Regions from separate parts of the Homo sapiens genome. Here all the other regions are linked to region 3. Evidence: chromatin loops called from intact Hi-C (ENCODE). Cell type or tissue: gastrocnemius medialis. All regions are shown on one strand.

Region 1 (5,000 bases), 340 kb after region 3:
AAATATGTCAGTACAGGCTTAGCCCTTTGAGCAGTGTATAGTACATATTAGCCATTTCTCTTTTCATCAATTCCCTTGTTGCCTTTGCCAGATGCAAATGTCATGCCCAATATGGACTGCAGGCAGCCAACCAAATAAACAGAAGGAGGAGGACCTTTCCTTCCCTTGGGTCCTGAGCTCATGTATGCATTGGAATTTTCAGTAGGAGGAGACCTTCTTGTGATGTCTGGACACCCATCAATATGTAGATTCCACCCCACAACAATTGTCCATATTCAGACACGTTTTAAAAATCGGTTCCACATTTCAAGCATGTGAAGCTAGGTTTTAGCTTTAGTCTCTACTACATATTTGGAATTAAAGCCTCTAGAGTCCATTATGCAAATCCATGCAAATAATATGCAAAGAGGCAGTAGCCTCAGATTGTGGGGAGGGGGAGTGTGTAGTCCAGCACAAAGGGCCTTGAATGAAAATTTGCATGTGTTAGGGAAGCCCTGGGTTGAAGGCCTCAGATGTTTATTGTGACAGTGTGCATAGCATTCAGTTGTTAACCTTTTGTGCCAAAGAAGAGAGGTAAATGCTTGTCTGATTTCCATATTGAAGGTGACAGTAGAGGTTGGAGGTGGTATTTGGCTAGCACAACATTGTAGGGATTTTTATTATACAAATGAAAAGTTGCTTTGAAATAATGGCTGTGGTCCAGGCTGTGTCCCCAACCAGCAATGTGTTCTTGGACAAGTCACTTCCCTCCTTCTGTTGCCCACTCTGTGAAATGAGGGGATTGGATTAGGTGAAATGCCAGATCCCCTCTCACTGTAACATGTAAACATCATCCTCCAGGTAAAAATCCCTTGGCACCCACGGTGGCAGTATCCGTTCATTGTGCCAAAGATGATGTACTCTAAAGTCCAAAGAAGAAAGGGCTAAGAGGTAACTCTACAGTTCTAGAGAGAACAATAACTTCAGGGGATGCTGATAGCTGAGTGGGGGAAATAGGCAGCAGCAACAAAGACAAACATATTTACTTAGGCTGTGTATCTTACAGCACCAAGGATTCCAGTCAAAGGCTTCCCAGCTAGGAGGATGTTAGTTCCTGGAATGCCAGTGATGGGAAAGTCAGGGGAATTTTTTTCCCTGAGTGTTTTAAAGATCAGTCTGTATTAACCCCTCTCTCTGCCTCTGGAGTGCCGCAAAAGTTCTCCTAGAGGCCATGGTGGCTCCTCTCCCACCTGAGGGCCTGTCCCTGGGGTCAGCCAATGTTGCTTCCAAAAGACTGCTGTGTCCTTGGTCTCCGGTCTTTTATTGTATCTGACACATCTGGTGCCTGGCCCCAGAGATTCCCCGGGCCCTTAATTTTAACTCCAGCTGTTGCAGCAAACACCAGCTGGGTGCAGGCAGAACCTGACAGCCCTATGGCCCAGAACTTCTCTGATCCAGCTAATGGAGACCTGGCGTCAGTCAGGAAGTGCAGTGATGAGCATCCCAGGAGCAGCCCTTGATCAGTGAATATGGGAGCCTCTGGGTGAGTGTTCTTTTCAGGCAGACAATTTGAGGTGCAGCCTACTCAGCTCCACTGACGTCCCCTGTGAGTTTGAGGTGCCCACCTGGACCAGCTCATAACCTGCCCTCAGATTGGTTTTCCCTGTTTCACTAATCTCAGACCCCCACGGCTGACCCCACAGATCATTTTCCAGTATAAACTTCCTGCACAAAAGCCCTGTCTCTGTCTCTCCTTTTTCAGAGGATCTCTTAACATAAGGCATGTGTATTAGTTTGCTAGGGCTTCCATAACACAATACCACAGACAGAAATGTACTTCCTCACATTTGAGGAGGATGGAAGTCTAAATTCAAGGCGCCAATAGGGTTGGAGTCCCCCGAGTCCTCTCTCCTTGGCTTGCAGATGGCGTCCTCTAGCTGCCGTGTCCTCACATGATCATCCCTCTGTGCACACGTGCTCCAGATGTCTGTGTGTCCTAATCTCCTCTTCTTAAGAAGGACACCAGTCAGATCGAATTAGGGCCCACTCTTTTGGCCTCATTTTACTTTAATTACCTCTTTGAAAGCCCTATCTCCAAATATAGTCACATTCTAAGGTACTGGGAATTAGGGATTCAACATAGGGATTTTGGGGGTGCATAAGTCAGTCCTTAACAACACTTAACACTTGTGAGCTAAACAGACACTTGAAAGGGAATGTCCATCAAAACATGGAGGTCACCACCACTAGCCCTAGGAATAGATTGTCTCTCTGGTGTTAAGCTGTGGGCAGGATAGGGGCACCAGAATAACCCTGAGCAGGTCAGAGCATAACAGCACATTAATTCTTCTGGGATGCAACATACTGTCCTCTTCTTCCTCCTTCTGCATCATTGATAGTGGTTGACCAGGATAAGCATGCACTTTAAAGACAACCCTTGTTTCACATACTTCTGCTACTGTGTGACTTTCCACATGTTGCCTAATCTCCCCAAACCTCAATTTCATGCTCCACCAAGTGGTCATATGGATTAAAGCATGAAAGCCTGGGCCAGGGCAAGTGTTCAGTAAACAGGTTTTAGGATTGACTCGAATACACAGAATGTGCTGTCGGTGTGTGGTCTAGATCAGGGGTCCCCAACCACTGGGTCACAGACCAGTACCAGTCTGTGGCCTGTTAGGAACCAGGCTGCACCACAAGAGGTGGGAGGCCGGTGAGCCAGCATCACCACCGGAGCATCACCGCCAGAGCGTTACTGCCAGAGCTCTGCCTCCTGTCAGGTCAGCGGCACCATTAGATTCTCATAGGAGCACAAACCCTATTGTGAACTGCACATGCAAGGGATGGATCTGGTTGCGTGCTCCTGATGAGAATTGAATGCCTGCTGATCTGAGGTGGAAGAGTTTCATCCCAAAACCATACCCCCCCCGACCAACTCCAGTCCATGGAAAAACTGTCTTCCACAAAACCAAGTGGAAGACAATTTGTCCCTGGTGCCAAAAAGGTTGGGGACCGCTAGTCTAGATCATGAATGAAAGTTTAGAAAAAAATAGATTGTTTAGGGCAAATTTTTGGTCCTAGAGTTGGTGGGTGCTACAGCCTCAGTGCAATCTAAAGTCCCCCGCAGCCTCCCACTCCCCACCAATTTAGAAGTGCAGGGTGAGGACACAGGCCCATGCCCAGGCTCCACCACACACCAAACGGTGATCCTGGGCCTTGTGTCAAAGGCATGCCTGGAGATCTCCTCCCCATCTCTGCTTCTCGCCAGGGCCCTGCCTTCTCCATCAGACACCTGGGAATCACAGCTGGGGCCCCTGCTTTGGCCGTTTGTCCTGCTGGAATCTGATGGAGGAAAGACGCTCTGAGAGAGTAATTAGACGCAGACAGAGATCTCTCTCCATAGTCAGAGGAGCCTAGCAGGGGCTGAAGGAACTGCCTGAGGATGACAAAGAAGGGGATCCATGAACAAGGAGGTGCTAACAGGTCAGAATCAGGCCTCAGAGGACTGTTGGCCCTTCCTCAGCCGTAGAGACAGGCTCTTCCCAACCCATGTGTTGTCAACGGCTCCTACATGTCATGCTTGCATGAGGTACCATTTTTAAAAATAGGCACATGCTATTGTGATTGATAAAATCCACACATAACTAGAAATGTTTTTAAACATATACGTTTTTGTCCTTGTGCATTTTCTTGAACTGCAAGTATGCACATTGGCTATCATACAAAATCCTTTTTTTTTTTTTTTTTTTAATGTTCAAAAGGGCTCCTTCTACTCAAAAAGGCTGGATATCACCAATGACAATTTTTCAGAGTTCAGCCACATGAATGCCATAGGAAAAGCAGTTAATAACAACCATGACACCAGCCGGCATTTGTAGAAGGCACCTTCTGTTCCAGGCTGTGCTAAGTGCTTTTATGGGCTCCAGGTCTGGTTGCTCTTCTCTAGACCCCGGTCCTCTTCTGCCTGTCACTCTTCTATGGCACTGAGACATCTTTGTCTTATTTTAGGATTGTTTGTGGATATGTGCGAGCTTATCCAGGGCCAGAGACTGCCCTGTTCGTTTTTGTGTCCTCCAGGGTCAGGGAGAGGGTTGAACCTCCATAATTGTTTGGCGAATGGTCCTGAAGGGACAGAGGTCTGTTTGCTTGTACCTTTGTGTAGTTTATAAATGGAAGATTCAGAAAAGGGCATAAGAGTTGGTACATACTGCCACCCAGGCCTTCCTCATTTGGCTTGGGGTGGCTCACACAGAGTTCACACAGGCTTCCCCACAGGCAAGCTGTCCTTGACCACTCCTGGCTGCAGAGGAAGAGGCAGATGTGGAGGCCACAAGCCTTCTACACCTCCAGCCCCAGCCTGTTCTGAAAAGTTGCCCTTGTGGGGAGGGCTGATGGCGTTTCTGAGGCATGTGGGAAAGGAGGAGCCTGGCCAGGGTAGCTGCTCTGCTTCCCCTGGTGCTGGTCTCTCTTTCCAGCAGGTACCAGGCAGCACCTACCTAATAGACCTGCCCCAGCTCCACAGACAGTTCTGGTTCAGTGTAGGAGCACTAGTGTGGGCTCAGGAATGCTCCTGACGTTTCCTGAGTTCCCAGCACTGTCCTAGGCCACAGGTAAGAAAGGCCCAGGCTGTATGCTGCTCCCCAAGTATTTTACCTCTTCTCTCTGTCTCCTTTTCAAGGTTTCCTGCTGATCTTGGCACTGACCGAAGCGCTGGCATTTGCCATCCAGGAACCATCTCCCAGGGAATCTCTTCAGGTCCTCCCTTCAGGCACTCCCCCGGGAACCATGGTGACAGCACCCCACAGCTCTACCAGACATACTTCTGTGGTGATGCTGACCCCCAATCCCGATGGACCCCCCTCACAGGCTGCAGCTCCCATGGCAACACCGACACCCCGTGCAGAGGGGCACCCTCCTACGCACACCATCTCCACCATCGCTGCGACAGTAACCGCCCCCCATTCTGAAAGCTCCCTGTCCACAGGGCCCGCTCCAGCAGCCATGGCAACCACATCCTCCAA
Region 2 (5,000 bases), 340 kb after region 3:
ATTATGTCTTCCCTCATGTACTTGAGCTTTGATTCTTATGATTCTTAGAGTTTCTCTGATAGCCTTGCAGGAATCCTCAGCCACACCCCACCCCAAATGGTTACCATCTGCCACTCCCTTACCCCTTCCAGGGATGGCCACACTGCCCCACCCTCATATCCCCGCTCCTTGGACAGCCCATTCTCCTCTGACCCTCCAGGTTGTTGTCCAGCTCTCCTGGGGGCCTAAAGTTTGCCTTCTTGTGATTCCCACTCTATGGCCCTAAGCTGTGCCATCTGAAGCCATACAACTCTAGTTTGTCTAGCAACGTCTGAAACATTTGAAACAGCTCTGAAAGGCAGCCTTCTCTTCATCCAAGCTGCTCAGCCCCGGCCCTTCAAGTCTTCTTTGTAGGGCTGCATTGCCTGGGCCTGTCTCCCATCTGCCCCCTCTGGGGTAGCTTCTGCTTTGTCTCCCAAAAGGAAGCACAGCATTCCACCTGTGTCTGGCTACGGAAGAGGGAGCCGATGGTGGACTCTTTCTTTAGTAGCACTCAGGCAGCCAGCACTGGCATCAGCTCTGCTGGTTGTATTGGCTTCAGGTCATACATAGGCTTGCCCTGATCTCAAGAGGAACAAAGCCCCGAAGGCTTCCCTCAGGGAAGGCTGCTGAGCCAGGTCTCCCAGCTTTTCCTCCTGCTCTGGGTTGTTAGTGCAGGAGGTTTATGCCTTTAATGCGAACCATGATTTCCACTTGGCCTTGTGTTGCAAGATCTTTTTATATCCGGAGTCTAGATTCTTTTCAGGAGCCGCCTCTCATAGCTTTCGGTCTCCTTCAGGTTGATGAGCAAAGTAAACTTTCCATGTCAGGGCTGGGCAAACTGCTTCTGCTGAAGGACCCAATTCAAGAAAAGTAAAAGTGTTTGCAAGTTGCATATTTCATTCTTAATGAAAACAGCTTTATTGTCTCTCATGAAAACACACATTTACACATTTATTCTTAAAACTGCAGTTGCCCACTTCTAAAACAGAAGAATGATCATGAGAAAATGTAGCCCTATTAGCCAATGAATTCTTAATAATGGTTGGTCATATCTGAGAAGTAACTACAGTAGAGACAGCTTTCTAATTTTCCAATCTTTACATGTGTCTAGGATGCTCTCGTTTACAAAGTGCATTCCGTTATTTTTTTATCATTCCATCTTAGACCAGCCAGAGACATAAAAGCAGGAACAAGCAAACACACTGCTAAACACACAGGTGCCACAGTGACTCCAGCTGTCCTCCACACCTTACAGGTAGGGAGTGAGTCACCAGGTGAAGTGATTGACCCAAGGTCCTGACCACACAGTGAGTCAGCCTAGATCTGGTAATACAAAATCTGTTTGATTCAGTGCAGGATTTCCTGTGTGCCCATTGTGTGCCAGACACTGTGCCGAGCATTAGGGAATCTGAGATATGGGCCTCCCTCTTTGAGCTGGATAGCCTGCACCCCACAGGCTACACCCACCTGGATTTTGCAATTCTAAAAGAACTCCTACTTCTCCCCCAGCCCTTCTGTTATGTATAAGCTTGAAATTAGATCAGATCTTATTGCAAAGCTGGAAAGCCCATGGGCTGCCTAAACCATGCATAAAAATGTCAGCCAAGACAGGAGGAAGGACACAGCCTGGGACTGTCCCTTGAGGATTCTTCTGGCACCCTGAAAGGAGCCTTCAGGTGCTGGAGATGGAACATATTACTTTCTAAAGAAAGACACAAACTTTTAATAAAAGTGGACTCTGGTAGCCCCTTGGGAACCGCACACCCCACTCCCTTTGATGTCTGTCTTGCGTTTCCACTATACACAAGGAGGCTCTTGCCTTGGCCCTGACTGCCTCCACATCAGCTCCATGTCCTCAGTCATGGCCCCAACTCCTGCGGGACCATCGTTAACCCTGTGAAGGCTCCAGTGAGAGGGCCATTAAGGTGGAAGAATATTTGTCCAGCTTCAGAACCCTGTGCTCTCAGGAACTATCCTCATCTATTTGGACTGTTTTCATAGCCCAGCACCACTCTAGTTATCAGGAAAGCAGACCTCTTCCACGTCTAAGGGCCCCTTGTTTTGGACCTTCTCAGTGGCTTCATTTATCTTAAAGCTACTCTACAGACCTCAAAGAAGGGTTTCATCCTTTGCCAGTTTGCCAGATATTTCAGGCACTCTGAGTCAGGAGTAAAGTGCATGCATCAGTTTCCTCTCATCTGGCATTTCATACCAGCACTGGCCCCTACCTTGCTTCTCTGAAGCCACCAGAGTCAGAATTCAGATGGGCGGGGTGCTGGGCAGCGGTGATCCTCTGCTCCTGGTAGAAGTGGGAGTTGAGTAAGGCAGATCCCAGGCCTGTGCAAGGAGGGAGGGTGTCCGTTCACCTGCCCTCCCAGATTGCAAGCCACAACCAGTGCCTGGAGGCATATATGTGTCCCGGGGCTGAGAAATGCTTTTCTCTCCTGAGCCCTGCCAGACACTCTAAGCCACGCACGTTTTCAGAAGTGCTGAGAACTGAAATTGATTGGATTCAGGCCATAATGGGCTAGGGCAGAGGAGCCAGGTGGCTCCCAAGCTGGTCTCTGCTGCCACCATCAGGACGCACAGAGCCCACCACTCTTGCCAGAAGCCTCCACGCCTGGCGCTGAATTGGTCGGCGCTCACCATTGTCAGCGGTCTGAGTTTTCATGAGCGTGTCAGTTTTGTGGCTCTGTCAGGGTCCTTTGCCTGTTTGTCACATGTGATGTCCATTTTTGAAAATGCCTTCACCCATCCTCCCTGCAAGAAGATGGGGCTGTTTGGAGGGTGAGATTAGAAAAATAGACTAGCTGCAGATGTTTGTCATCACCAACTCAAGTTCACCCTGGCCAAAGTGGAGTAGCCCCTCTCTCTCTGACACTAGACACTTGAGGGCACCCTCTGCACCTGGTCCCCAGAGCAGTCTGGCCTCCTTCTAGACAGTGGAGCATTAGTGCAGCATTCAAAGAGGTCACATACCATTGTGCTGATGGTTGCTCAGTGAATATTAGACCTGAATGTATATGTGTGCCTTTTCACTCACAGGCCCTGAATGAGTTTATAATTATTATATAAGAAAACCCGGGTGAGAATGACTCTTGCCAATGAAAAGAGTAGAAGAGATTGGGATCAGAAGGCATTATGGCTGGGAAACATGTCTCCTTGGAGCTTACGGATCAAACAGGGATGGGAGAGCCTCAAGGCAATGCAGGGATATCCAGGGAATGTCCCCCAGCTGTTCCAGTGTTAGACCCATACCCTGACAGCTCTTCCCTGTGCATCCCAGCCAGCACCTCCAGGCAGCACTCAGTCCTCACTTCATGGCTTCTCCCCAAGAGGGCCGTGGGCTTCTACAGGCACATTCCCGCCTGCCAGGCTGGTGGGTCAGACACTAAGCCCCCCAGCCTGACCTCCCTCCATACCCTGAGGCCTCCCTGTGACCTCCTCCCTCAGCCTCCAAAGGAGGGAAATGGCTGTGCACAGCCCAGGTGCACCCCTCCCACTGGCACCCATGGGCGAATCCTTTCCCTCACTGGTCTCAGGTTTCTCATCGACAAAACAAAGGGGCCAAACTGAAATGTGTCATCACTCCCTGTCCTCACAGTTAAGCCTGCATAGATCATTAGAGAGGAAGCCTAGTATGCTTCTAAGACTTGGCTTGTGGAATCAAACATACCTGCACACAACCCCAGCTCTTAACATTTGTTGGCTGTAGGACTTACACAAGTAACTTCATCATTGATCCAGTGTCTGTCTGCAAAATGGGACTCCTGTCCACTGTGTTAGTTCCTTCGAGATGCAGGCACCAAGATGGGATTAGGCATATAAGAGAATTATTGGGGGAAACACCTGTAAAATGTTCAGGAAGGAACTGAAGTAGGCAGAGGAAGCCCCAGACTGCAGTGCAGGCCTGACCCCCATGAAAGGAGAGGGAGAAGGAAAGAGAATTCAGTAGGAAGAGTCTTAGACTACAGTGTTGTTCTAAGAAAGTTTCTGCCAGCCAGTGGGAGTCCTTAAGCCATTAGAGGGGTTCCATGTCCAGCAGGAACAGGCCTGCACTAGTACCCCTGTCATGGTCAATCATGGCTGACCAGGGCATTTTCATGGCTGCAACCTCGAAGACTTGTAAAATCAGAGATGATGCATGTTAGGTCTTATCTTAGCATCTGCCATGGAGAAGGTACTCAATAAATGGCAGTGATCAAACAGTGATGATTATTCATCTTATTGTTTTTAAGATTTGCAATGCCTGCTCAAACAGGCCCGGGAAAGAGCAATTCAATAGTTGTTTGAAAGGTTGAATCCTCAGGGGACCTGCAGGGTTTCATTTCCATTTCTCATCACACAGCAGATCCTATCACCTGAAAGCATGCCCTTCCACAAATGTGAATACAGTACTCAGGGCTCCATCTGAAAATGGAGTGACCCCTCTTCTTCCTGTCACACATCTGACAAGCCATGGATGACTCCCCAGTGACATTCCTGGGAACCCAAGAGAGCTTAATTCCCAACTCTGTTTTAAAACTCAAGGAAATTGGGACTCCATGACCTCCTCCAGAGTCTTGATGGCTACTGCCTCAGGAGAAACAGAGCAGTTGAAGCTTTTCAACTAAATGGGAAAGGGAACAGTTAACATCTTGTGTTTGCATAGAGCTGCGCAGTTTACAAAACGCTTCTGCATATGTCATCTCTATACCCTCCGGTGTTCAGGACAATACAGGATAGTGGATATCAACTTGAAGATCATCAAGACCTGGACTCAAGTTGCAGTAATTAGTTGGGTGATCAAGATCAATACTATTAGCTTCTATGACCTTCAGTTACCTGTTCTGAAAATGGGAAGAGCAATAGTGCCTTCCTCAGGCAGTTATCATGTGGGCTAAATAAGCTTCAAAGTGCCTGGGTCAGTGCTGGGAATATAGTAGAGACCCTGTAAGTCTGACTTGTACTTTTCTTTCTTGGATGAAAGGTGAGACCAC
Region 3 (5,000 bases):
GGGGCTATTTTTTTTTTTAAGCAGTTGGGCACCGGTGGAGCCGGTCTAAATGAAAGTCTACAAAAACCAATTTCAGATGCAGCGTAACTGATGACTGGTAAATGGTGAGGAGGGAAATGCCTGCAGTGAACTGCAGACCACCACACTGAGATTCTTCCTTAAGAAGATAGGGGTTTTTTTCGGAGGAAAGGTTGTAGTTTCTGCAAACAGGTTTTTCTGGGGGTACCCAGGAAGGTTATTACTTATTTTCAGCATGTTACTGGGTTGTGGGGAGAGGGAAGGCAGGGTCTAAACTAAACCTACTCACACGTCCTTAATTCTTTGAAAAGTGTGTGCTCGATGAAGACCATTTGGCTGCCAAAAGAGGTTTGTATGGGAGTCCGGGGGAGATGGATTGTTGCCTTTAAATCATACTTTAAAAAGGGGAAGGTATGTCCAGGAACTTAAGAGCAGGTCAAGCTATGGAAAGTATTCCCTGCCTCTCCTCCATTTCCCCAGACAGCTCATAGGCAAACATAAAAAGTCCCTTCAATTTTCCACGGGTTAACTTCTTGATTTGTTGGATACACCTGGTAATCTACTCTGTAAGAAATGGTTCAACTAACTCATTATGAAGATATTACTGTGTTCTGGACTTTCCACGTAATTTATTCAGAACTCTTTCTGGTATGAGATGGATAAGGGTCTCTCTACCTTGTCCCTTGGAGACATCCTGATACCTTCAAAGCCCTTTATAGCTCTTACATTCCCTGTACAACAACATGTTTCTTTAGGAAATGACCTGATTTCAAACCTCTAAAACACACCCCATGCCTGTGAAATGCCTACACTTGCCAAGAATTCAGTTTACTAGGCAAGATAAATATATTTTTTTAAGAGGGAACACCTAAATTTGTTAGGGGTATCAAATTCAGGTTTATCAGCCACCGGAAATCAAATTTTGTCGGTTTTCTGAGATGAATGAAAGTAAAAGAACAAGTTGCTGCAAAGCTCATTTAGAATATCACAAATGACCCTAGTAAAGTGAAATATAGGTTGTCACCTGATAGACTTCACACAAACCAAATTAGTGGGAATAATTTAAAAACTTTATCACAGTTTTTTTTGTTTGTTTGTTTGTTTTTTTTTTTTTTTGAGACGGAGTCTCCGTCTGTCACCCAGGCTGGAGTGCAGTGGTGCGATCTCGGCTCACTGTAACCTCCGTCTCCTGGATTCAAACGATTCTCCTGCCTCAGCCTCCCGAGTAGCTGGGATTACAGGTGTGAGGCACCATGCCCGGCTAATTTTTGTATTTTTTAGTAAAGACGGGGTTTCACCAGATTGGCCAGGCTGGTCTTGAACTCCTGACCTCGTGATCCACCTGCCTCAGCCTCCCAAAGTGCTGGGATTACAGGCATGAGCCACCATGCCGGCCAGAAAATTTTTTTTTTTAAGTGGCATGGAGTAGAGGGGAGAAAAGAATGCTGAGGGTGAGGTAGGTGGCATAGTATACACTTTTATTTTCAGAGGAGAGAAATTAATCTTTGTTCCATAAACCGCAAAGGGTATGCATTGTTTGTTTGGCCTGCGGAAGGGAGGCAGGGATTTTGAAAAGGTTGGGAAACACTGATTAGGTTATGCAAGGGACAACAAAAAGATTAACAAGCTTAGTCCATCTAGCAACGTACTTCAGTGACCTATAGGACAAGGTTTTATTCTCTGATTCAATAAAAGCCCACTAGTGTTGCTTTCAAAGCAGCAACAAAATCATTTCCTTTCTGTCGTTTCTGTCCCCTGGGTCAGGGACGGGGAACATAGAGAGTGAATGAGAGAGATTAGAGTCCGACCTGCATGCCTAAGCAGTAGTGTCCTCTGAGGAGGATCTGTGTCACATTGTGTAAGTATAAGAGCCTTCATATTGAGAGGGATCTGAGTACCTTCCTTAGGACACATGCTGTAAGATACAGCTGGATAACAGAGCCACAGGTGGGGGCACTGGGTGAGATCATCTGATAGGGAAGCATTGGGGAAAGAGGAGAGCCAGGAAATGTTTAATTCAGTGGGGCTCTGCTGGCTGCTTTTGGATCCTTGAGGAGGCATTTCAAGGCAGAGCTGCCTCATTGGCTAGCCTGGCTGGCTTTATGTGGCTTCCAGAGGACCTGCCATTCACAAGATGAAAGCTCCTGTGGTAGTTACACGTCTCAGGTTGTAAGCATCAGTTATGCTTGTAATGTGCTTGAGAAAAGAAGGGCTCACAGAGACCTAAATCTAGGCTGCCGTTCCTTCACTTGGCTCATGTCACCCCCCAGGGCTCCCAGAAAACAAGTTGTACCCTCCTTACCAGTAGATGGCACTGCTGCCCCTGGGAATTCCTGGAGGAGCTGAACTATGGAGCTGGCAAACCAGCAGTGTGTAGCCTCTAGTCAGAAGATTTTGAAAGGCTATGTCAGCCCTCAAACGAAATCTCAAAGAAAATAGTTCTGAAAGCCATAACTGTTTACATAAGGTAGGAATAACGTGTGTCATGGGGATTGAGGAATGGCTGTGATTACATTGACTGTACATGTGCGTTTCTGAAGGGAGAAGGCAGAGAGTAAACTGACAAGCATCATAGCATAGGCTTTAAACGCACCCGGCATATGTATTGGTTAATTAAACATAATAATCATGATTTGATCCAACTTTCCAACAACTTAATCGTTTCTAATTATTTGCATGTGAAGCTAGTCTACACACATGGATGGGACTATGGAAATATACATGTGACTTTTAAACCTGAACAGTAGCTGGTAAGTACATGCTCTGAAGACAGCAGTGAGAGTATTAGTAAAAATAATGCTGATAAAGTAGTCACTATATTTCAGGGCTGTCCACAGAAGATAGGTCAAAACAATTCTTAATTCGTTTCTTCTAAAACTTGAAAATTCCTAATGTGTTTTTAGATCTTCTTAGTTAATGTGGACCTTTCAATATTATATTAGCAGCCCCAAACTTGTGCTTTGGTTTTAATGATGTTATTAGTCAGGGTTAATTCATCCATCCACCTATTTTGAAATAACTATTCTTTGTTCTCTAGCTGTTATTTACTGTTCTTTGAGATGGGAAGGTTATAGTGTATAATGAGGGCCCCGGCTTTGACTCTGCCTGAGGTATAGGATGCTACCTCTAGGTGCAATTACCCCAGTCACCTGCTGCTTTGTGTAGTTCCCATCCTATGGCTTAGGTTATTTGAGGTTTCTTTCTGTCTCTCAAGTGAACTGATGAGCTTGTCTTTACTACCAATGCTAAATACTAAAATCCTGCTTGTGCTAGGTAGTGGTAGGCCAACAGTCCATTAATGCCATCTTATTATGTGACTAAAAATAAATCTATTCACCTTTCTGAACCTTACTTTTATCACCTGAGATTGATGAGATGGTGGATGTCTCTTAAAATCTCTTCCAAGTCTAAAGTTATATGGTTAGGTGATTCTCATAAGTTATTTCTGAAGACTAAAAATTATTTATAAAATATTTTCATACTGTGAGCTTAGGGCAAAAAGAAGTCTTGCTAATGTTTCCTCCCAGAAAAGTGGTTGTGCATTACCTTAGGATCCTAACAGTTCAGAGTAGGAAGAAACTCTTGAAGATGATTTAACTTAACCTTCTCAATTTATAGACAGCTCAGTTCAGAGTTGAGTTTCTTGACCAAGGTAACAGAGCTAGTTAGTGGCAGAGAACTAGTTAGAGGACTAGGATGCAAGCTCAGGACTCAATATAGTTTTCCCTTCTCCAATGCTGCTTTATTTCATCTGCCATCAGGCCACAGAATATGCTGTGTCTACAGGGCTGGGGCCAAGAAAATTTTCTGAGTAATTCCTTAATGTAGGGCTTTAAAGCAACAGCATGAATAGCTTTGAGTTTTGGCAGAAGTTCAAGGTCAGGCTTCTCTTTGCAGCTCATTCTTTTCTTCACTGATTGATTGTGAGCAGGATTTTTCACTGCGCATCTTTAGGCTTTAAAAACTTTTCTGCATATGCTGTTTCCTGTAAGAAAAAACTTTCATCATCCTAGAAGAATCATTCCTCAATCAGATGTTCTTAAGTTGGGTCCATGGACTCCCCAACATCTCTCTGGATAGGAGAATCTTTCATATAATTCACTTCATTTGTAATCTTATGTATTTGATCTTATACATTTCACACATAATTCTGAGAAGGAGGTCCTTAGGCTTCAAGAGACTACAAAAGAGGTCTGTGGCACACACACACAAAATAGGGTAAGAATTCTGAGTTCTTGTCTGAGGAGCTAAAAGACATTAGGGTGGAAGAGTGTTAGGGGTAAGATATGGGGTAAACTTATTGAAGTTTGTAGGAACATTTTTACCTTTTAAAAAATTGCTCACTAAATGATGCTAATAGCATTTTACCCATCTTAAATTAATAATGTATATGCGAGTATTGATTTCCATTTATCATTCCTTCCTCAATAAGTACTCTTTCCTAATTTTACCAAAACACTTTCAAATTCATGTTGCTTTATTGGCGATGACATGCATACTAAGAGGCTCCCTTCTCCCCCAATCTGACTTGATTTCCAGATGTTCAGTTCCCTTCTAATTCATGACTTGGAGTTTTTGACTTCTGAGGTAGTACACCTCATGTTCAACTCTAGGCTCCTAGGACTCACCATGATCCCAGAGAGGCAAAATAATTTACATGCTAGGAATTAAAAAAAAATCCTTAGGTTCCTTTATTTGTACCCAGGGTTTACCACAGAAATTGCTGCTCCTCCTTGGCTAATTATTTTCCTTTTCTATTTGTAATCCCAAATTCTCACTTTTCCTAATTGTTTCCAAATAAGAGTGACTGGGAGTTTGTATGTATTGGAAATAAAAATCCTTGTTTAAAACATGCAAAATTTTTGAATTTTGAAGAACATTTGCTTGAAAATCTCTTGCTTTGTGTCCTGTGACACCTTGCCTACTTTTGGTGCCATGGTGACCCATGTTGGTGAATTCACCTGCTGGCATCTTTTTGGCTA
Region 4 (5,000 bases), 380 kb after region 3:
GGGAGAGAATCGGTCCCAGGCTGCTCTCCCAGCTCTGGTGATGGCGGGCAATCCTTGGCCTTCCTTGGCCCGTAGATGCATCACCCCCATCTCTACCTTCATTCTTCCATATGTCTGTGTCCAAATTTTCCTCTTTTCATAAGGATGCCAGTTACATTAGATGAGAGCCTACCCTAATGACCTCAACTTGATGACATCTGTAAAGATCTTATTTCCAAAAAAAAGGTCACCTTCACAGGTACTGGGGGTCAGGACTGCAACTTATCTTTTGGATGGTACACAATTGAATCCATAACACTGGCTATTGTTCTTTTCACATTATAGTCCTGATTCCCAACATTTTGTCCTGTTTTGTCAACTGTCATTTAAAAATGTTGCAGAAATATCAGTATTTCTGCACCTAACCCATTTCATCCTCTCTTCCTTTTGTACTTGAAATTAAATTCCACATCCTGGCTGGGCGTGGTGGCTCACGCCCGTAATCCCAGCACTTTGGGAGGCCAAGGCGGGTGGATCACAAGGTCAAGAGATCAAGACCATCCTGGCCTACGTGGTGAAAACCCGCCTCTACTAAAAATACAAAAATTAGCTGGGTGTGGTGGTGCGCACCTATAGTCCCAGCTACTCGGGAGGCTGAGGCAGGAAAATTGCTTGAAACCGGGAGGCAGAGGTTGCAGTGAGCCAAGATAGCGCCACTGCACTCCAGCCTGGCAACAAAGCGAGACTCCATCTCAAAAAAAAAAAAAAAAAAAAATCCACCACATCCTATCAAACTACTTGGGCTATTGGGGTCCAGAAAGGAAAGCTGTACAGAGAGTCCAAGAGAATGCTGTTCATATAGTAGAAACACAGTAAATGCCACTAAGCTGCTGTGTGACCTTGGACAAGTTACTCCACCTCTCTCAGCCTCAGTTTTCTTAACTGTTAGATAAAGGCATTGGATCTCACTGACATCTCCCTGCACACACACAGGGAATAGGCAAGATTCCCTTTTAGAATTCTGGTAGGTAGATGAGATGGATCGTTTCCCTGGACATGCAGAAACCTGGTGCCACTGACTCCTACCTCTCTCTTCACTTCTGTGTACCCTGAGATGAAGCCCTCTCCCTCTGAGGCTCCTCATCTGTAAAATCAGAGGGTGGAATGTTCTGATCTCCCAAGCCCGCAGCCATAGAGGAGGCTGTCACTGCTCCCCATCATCTCTGAGCAGTGGATGAAGCCTATAGAAGAGAGGCAGCCTCCGATGAGCTCATTGTCCCCATTCTTTGGTTGGCTGGCTGGAAATGGGAATGTTCAGTACATTTTGGGCACCTCCTTCATTCCTGAGGCTCAGGTGGTAGCCTATGCCCCAACATTAATGAAGCAGCAGTTATATTACCCCCAGCCCAGCACCTGCCAGAATATAGCCCAGGTGTTGCCAAATAGCAGGGTAGGGAGAAACTGTCCGGACAGGGGGGTTGCCGAGAGACAGCAAAGCCAACGCCTCACCCAAGTTCACAAAAGCCCAGATTAAACCAATGAACAGCTGGAATTTCTAACTTGGACAGCCCCAGGATTGTGCCTGCCTATACCTGGTACTGAATACGTGAGCCTTCTTGCTCCTTCTTGGACACACCCTGTCATGGTTCCAGATACCCACTGCTGTGATTTTGAGCTTCTTTGTTACACTGAAAATCCTAAGAGCAGAGGTATAGTCTGATTATTTCTGAACCTAAAACCTAGCACAATGCCAGGCACAAAGAAAGAAGAGAAGGAAGTCAGGAAGGCAATAAGGAAAGTAGGAAGGATGGAAGAGGAAGGAAGAAAGGGAGGGAGGGAAAGAGGGAGACTGCAACAGAATATCACAGTGGCTAATGGTGCAAGCCGTAAAGTGCAAAAGAACTGAGTTCAAACTCTGGTTTTGCCATTGACTGGCTTTGTGACCCAAGGCAAATCGCTTAACCTCTCTGAATTCCAACGTCCTGTACTATTCACTCCACCGGGTTGTTGTGGGAATTAAATAATTCACTTAGAACACTTAGCATAGTGCTTGCCCATGGTAAGCATTCGGCAAACTGTGGTAGTAATCTGCGTCATCATTTATAGTACTTAAAACAATAATAACCGCATGGACTACACAGCCCTCTGACATCACCTGCCCAGCCAACTTTTCCGTACTTTGGGGGCGGGCGGTGGGGTGGTGGGGGAGGCGGCGGGGGCGGGGGTAGGAATGAGCATTTGCACAACGTTACACAGGGATGGTCCCGCTGACTCAGGAGCATTCCACTTTGTGGCAGCGATCTCAGAGTGGCCTGCAGGCCAAATCAGATTTGCCAGAGCCCCTTTGAGATAGGGGTGTCCCGGGCTACCGCCTCTGACCTGGTTCTCTTGGCAGGTGGCGCCACCTGCTGGCTGCTCTAGGAACTGTCTTACATACCTAGTCACTCAGCGGCAAAATGTTCTTTGTGTCAAGCCCTGGACTCCTATAATCACCTCCTGACTGCCAAAGCCACCTTGATCCTGGGAAGCCAGTCACGCAATTCATACTGCCCTGCAGTCGTCCGCTTCACGTCAGAATTTCCAGGACAACTCCCAATTTCCTGAGGATTATAAATCAACCATAAAATTTCATTTTCCCCTGAGACTTTGCATATATCGACCAGCTAGTCTGTTTCTATTCTCTTCTGCTTTTTTTTTTTGCGGGGGCGGGGGCGGCGGGGAATGGAGTCTCACTCTGTCACCCAGGCTGGAGTGCAGTGGCTCAATCTCGGCTCACTGCAACCTCCGCCGCCCGGGTTCAAGCGATTCTCCTGCCTCAGAAGTAGCTGGGATTACAGGCGCCTACCACCGCGTCCAGCTAATTTTTTTTTTTTTTTTTTTTTTTTTTTTTGTATTTTTAGTAGAGATGGAGTTTCGCCTTCTTGGTCAGTCTGGTCTCGAACTCCTGACCTCGTGATCCACCCGCCTCGGCCTCCCGAAGTGCTGGGATTACAGGCGTGAGCCACTATGCCCGGCCTTCTCTTCTACTTCTATTCGTGACAGAAGAAACCTCGTTTCTTTCCTTTTTCAGGTGCATTCTGGGTTGCTGTGGAGCTTAGGTCAGACCTTGAGTTTAGAGTCAAAGGTCCTGAGTTCCAGTCTCAGCCCACCAAATACTTTTGCCCAGGTCCCTAATCTCTCCCACCTCCAGCTGCTTTATCTGGAAAAGGAGAGTTATCATTCCACCTGCCATCATGGTCCTGATCCTTTTGTGGGTTTGTTTGTTTTTTGTTTTTGTTTTGATTGTTGTTGTTATTGTTTTTGAGACAGAGTCTCACTCTGTCACCCAGGCTGGAGTGCCTTGGCACAATCTCGGCTCAGTTCAACCTCTGCCTCCTGGATTCAAGCAATTCTCATGCCTCAGCCTCTCAAGTAGCAGGGATTACAGGTGCACAACACCACTCCCCGCTAATTTTTGTATTTTAGTAGAGACAGTGTTTCGCCATGTTGGCCAGGCTGGTCTCAAACTCCTAACCTCAGGTGATCCGCTAGGCTCAGCCTCCCAAAGTGCTGGATTACAGGCGTGAGCCACCATGCCTGGCCTGGTTCTGATCCCTTTGAAATTTAAAGGAGAATGAAATCAGTGGGAAAAGGCTTTGTTAGTGTCACAGATAAGGCTACAACTCCTTAGCCTGTGGGTGTAACTACTGTCACGTGTAAATACAGAATCCTGGGTGACGGTGGCATGCATTGGCCCTGCCTTCTTCCTCACCAGCAGTCTCTCAGTATGACATTGTCATGGTAGCTACTATAAGGCTGGCACAGGTTTCGGTTTTATTATGGTCATTCATGAGATTTTTAATGAGGGCTTACTATGCACCAAGCACTATGGGAGTTCAAATATTAGAGCCAAAATTCTTGGACTCTGGGACCTGGAGGTCTAGAAGGGATGAAGTGTAAACAAATCCACACACTGGTCCATCCCTGTTACATGCCAAGCACTGTGCTGGGCACGTGATGGATGTCAACCGTAGGTCAAACAGGAAGGACTCACGAAGTACAGTTACAAATGCAGCTTTGGTTTGATAGGGCCCTCTCCCAAGATCCCTTTCAACTTGCTCAGTGGGTGGTAGACATTCTTCCCAGCCCCTGGGCGAAAACATGGAGGGTCCCATGATTTTTCTGATCACTTGCAGGAAACTAAAAACATCACACTCGTTTTAAGCCACAAAACAGTATCAACTCAGGAAATAGAATGTCCAGTTGATATATTATTCAACATATCAACCCTCACTTTCTCCCCTGCCCAGGTAGGGCCAAGCACCTAGCAAGGATGCTGAAGTCAGTTCCGTCTCTCTTTCCTGCTATTCTCCTCACTCCCACTTCCCTGTGGCTGTTTCTAGCCCAGTTGAAATCTAAGCAGGACAAAGGGATGGGAAAGGGAAAGGGAAAGGGAAGGGAAGGGAAGGGAAGAAGGGAAGGGAAGGGAAATAAAGAAGGGAAGGGAAATAAAGAAGGGAAAGGAAGGGAAGGGAAGGGAAATAAAGAAGGGAAGGGAAGGCAAGGGAAATAAGAGAAAGGAGGGCAAGGGAAGGCTAGGGAAGGCAAGGGAAGGGAGGGGAGGGGGAGGGGGAGGGGATGGGGGAGGGGAAGGCAGGGCAGGGCAGGGCAGGGAAAGGAAGGGAAGGGAAGGGAAGGGAAGGGAAGGGAAAAAGCTCTTCCTTGTCAGATATTGTTTTAAGTTAGTGTCACAGCATCTGGGTCCGGCTAACATTAAAGTCAGATTCTTTCTCTTGGGGACACTTTTCTGGATTCCTCTTAGACTCCCCTCTTGGAGCATCTGCAGGCACAAGCCCCTTCTTCAGTTGACCGCCTGTGACCCCTCCCCCAAGTTTCTGCCTCTGCAGTATGGCCCACTGGCATCCCCTCACCCTCGCAGGCTGCCCTCCCAAATGCCCCCTGCTGACGTGCCTGTCAAGGGCTCCACACCTCCCAAAGATGGAAGCACCTGTCAGGCATTGTAAGAGGAGTGCAGTGACTTT

Evidence for each region. Peaks named below come from ENCODE experiments on the same cell type or tissue, not always from the same donor. Only the 100,000 strongest peaks of a DNase experiment are listed, where the experiment ranks them.
Region 1: it touches region 3 in a loop (10-fold over the local background); 84 of 110 quality-filtered maps call a loop at or near these places.
Region 2: a loop joins it to region 3, with 13 times the contacts of the local background. A loop is called at or near these places in 84 of 110 quality-filtered maps.
Region 4: a loop joins it to region 3, with 13 times the contacts of the local background. A loop is called at or near these places in 43 of 110 quality-filtered maps.

Annotation. Positions count from the first base shown.
Region 1 is chr3:133,375,095-133,380,094 of GRCh38, forward strand. It overlaps TMEM108 (transmembrane protein 108), which reads left to right. Exons shown (of 6, transcript NM_023943.4): 4 at 4,658-5,000. All of the region lies in intron 1 of LOC101927432 (a long non-coding RNA gene), which reads right to left. Among named protein-coding and RNA genes, the nearest start is that of BFSP2, 22 kb to the right of the region's middle. In gastrocnemius medialis, a CTCF peak has its summit at 2,523; a DNase peak (open chromatin) is centred at 4,507.
Region 2 is chr3:133,382,055-133,387,054 of GRCh38, forward strand. All of the region lies in intron 4 of TMEM108 (transmembrane protein 108), which reads left to right. Among named protein-coding and RNA genes, the nearest start is that of BFSP2, 16 kb to the right of the region's middle. In gastrocnemius medialis, a CTCF peak has its summit at 2,596; a DNase peak (open chromatin) is centred at 2,569.
Region 3 is chr3:133,039,088-133,044,087 of GRCh38, forward strand. All of the region lies in intron 1 of TMEM108 (transmembrane protein 108), which reads left to right. Among named protein-coding and RNA genes, the nearest start is that of TMEM108, 3.2 kb to the left of the region's middle. RefSeq lists an enhancer at 2,178-2,472. In gastrocnemius medialis, a CTCF peak has its summit at 2,322 (motif pointing right); a DNase peak (open chromatin) is centred at 2,354; H3K4me3 peaks cover 506 bases; H3K27ac peaks cover 1,134 bases.
Region 4 is chr3:133,421,373-133,426,372 of GRCh38, forward strand. All of the region lies in intron 1 of BFSP2 (beaded filament structural protein 2), which reads left to right. Among named protein-coding and RNA genes, the nearest start is that of BFSP2, 24 kb to the left of the region's middle. RefSeq lists an enhancer at 2,480-2,529. In gastrocnemius medialis, CTCF peaks have their summits at 2,380 (motif pointing left) and 2,580; a DNase peak (open chromatin) is centred at 2,379.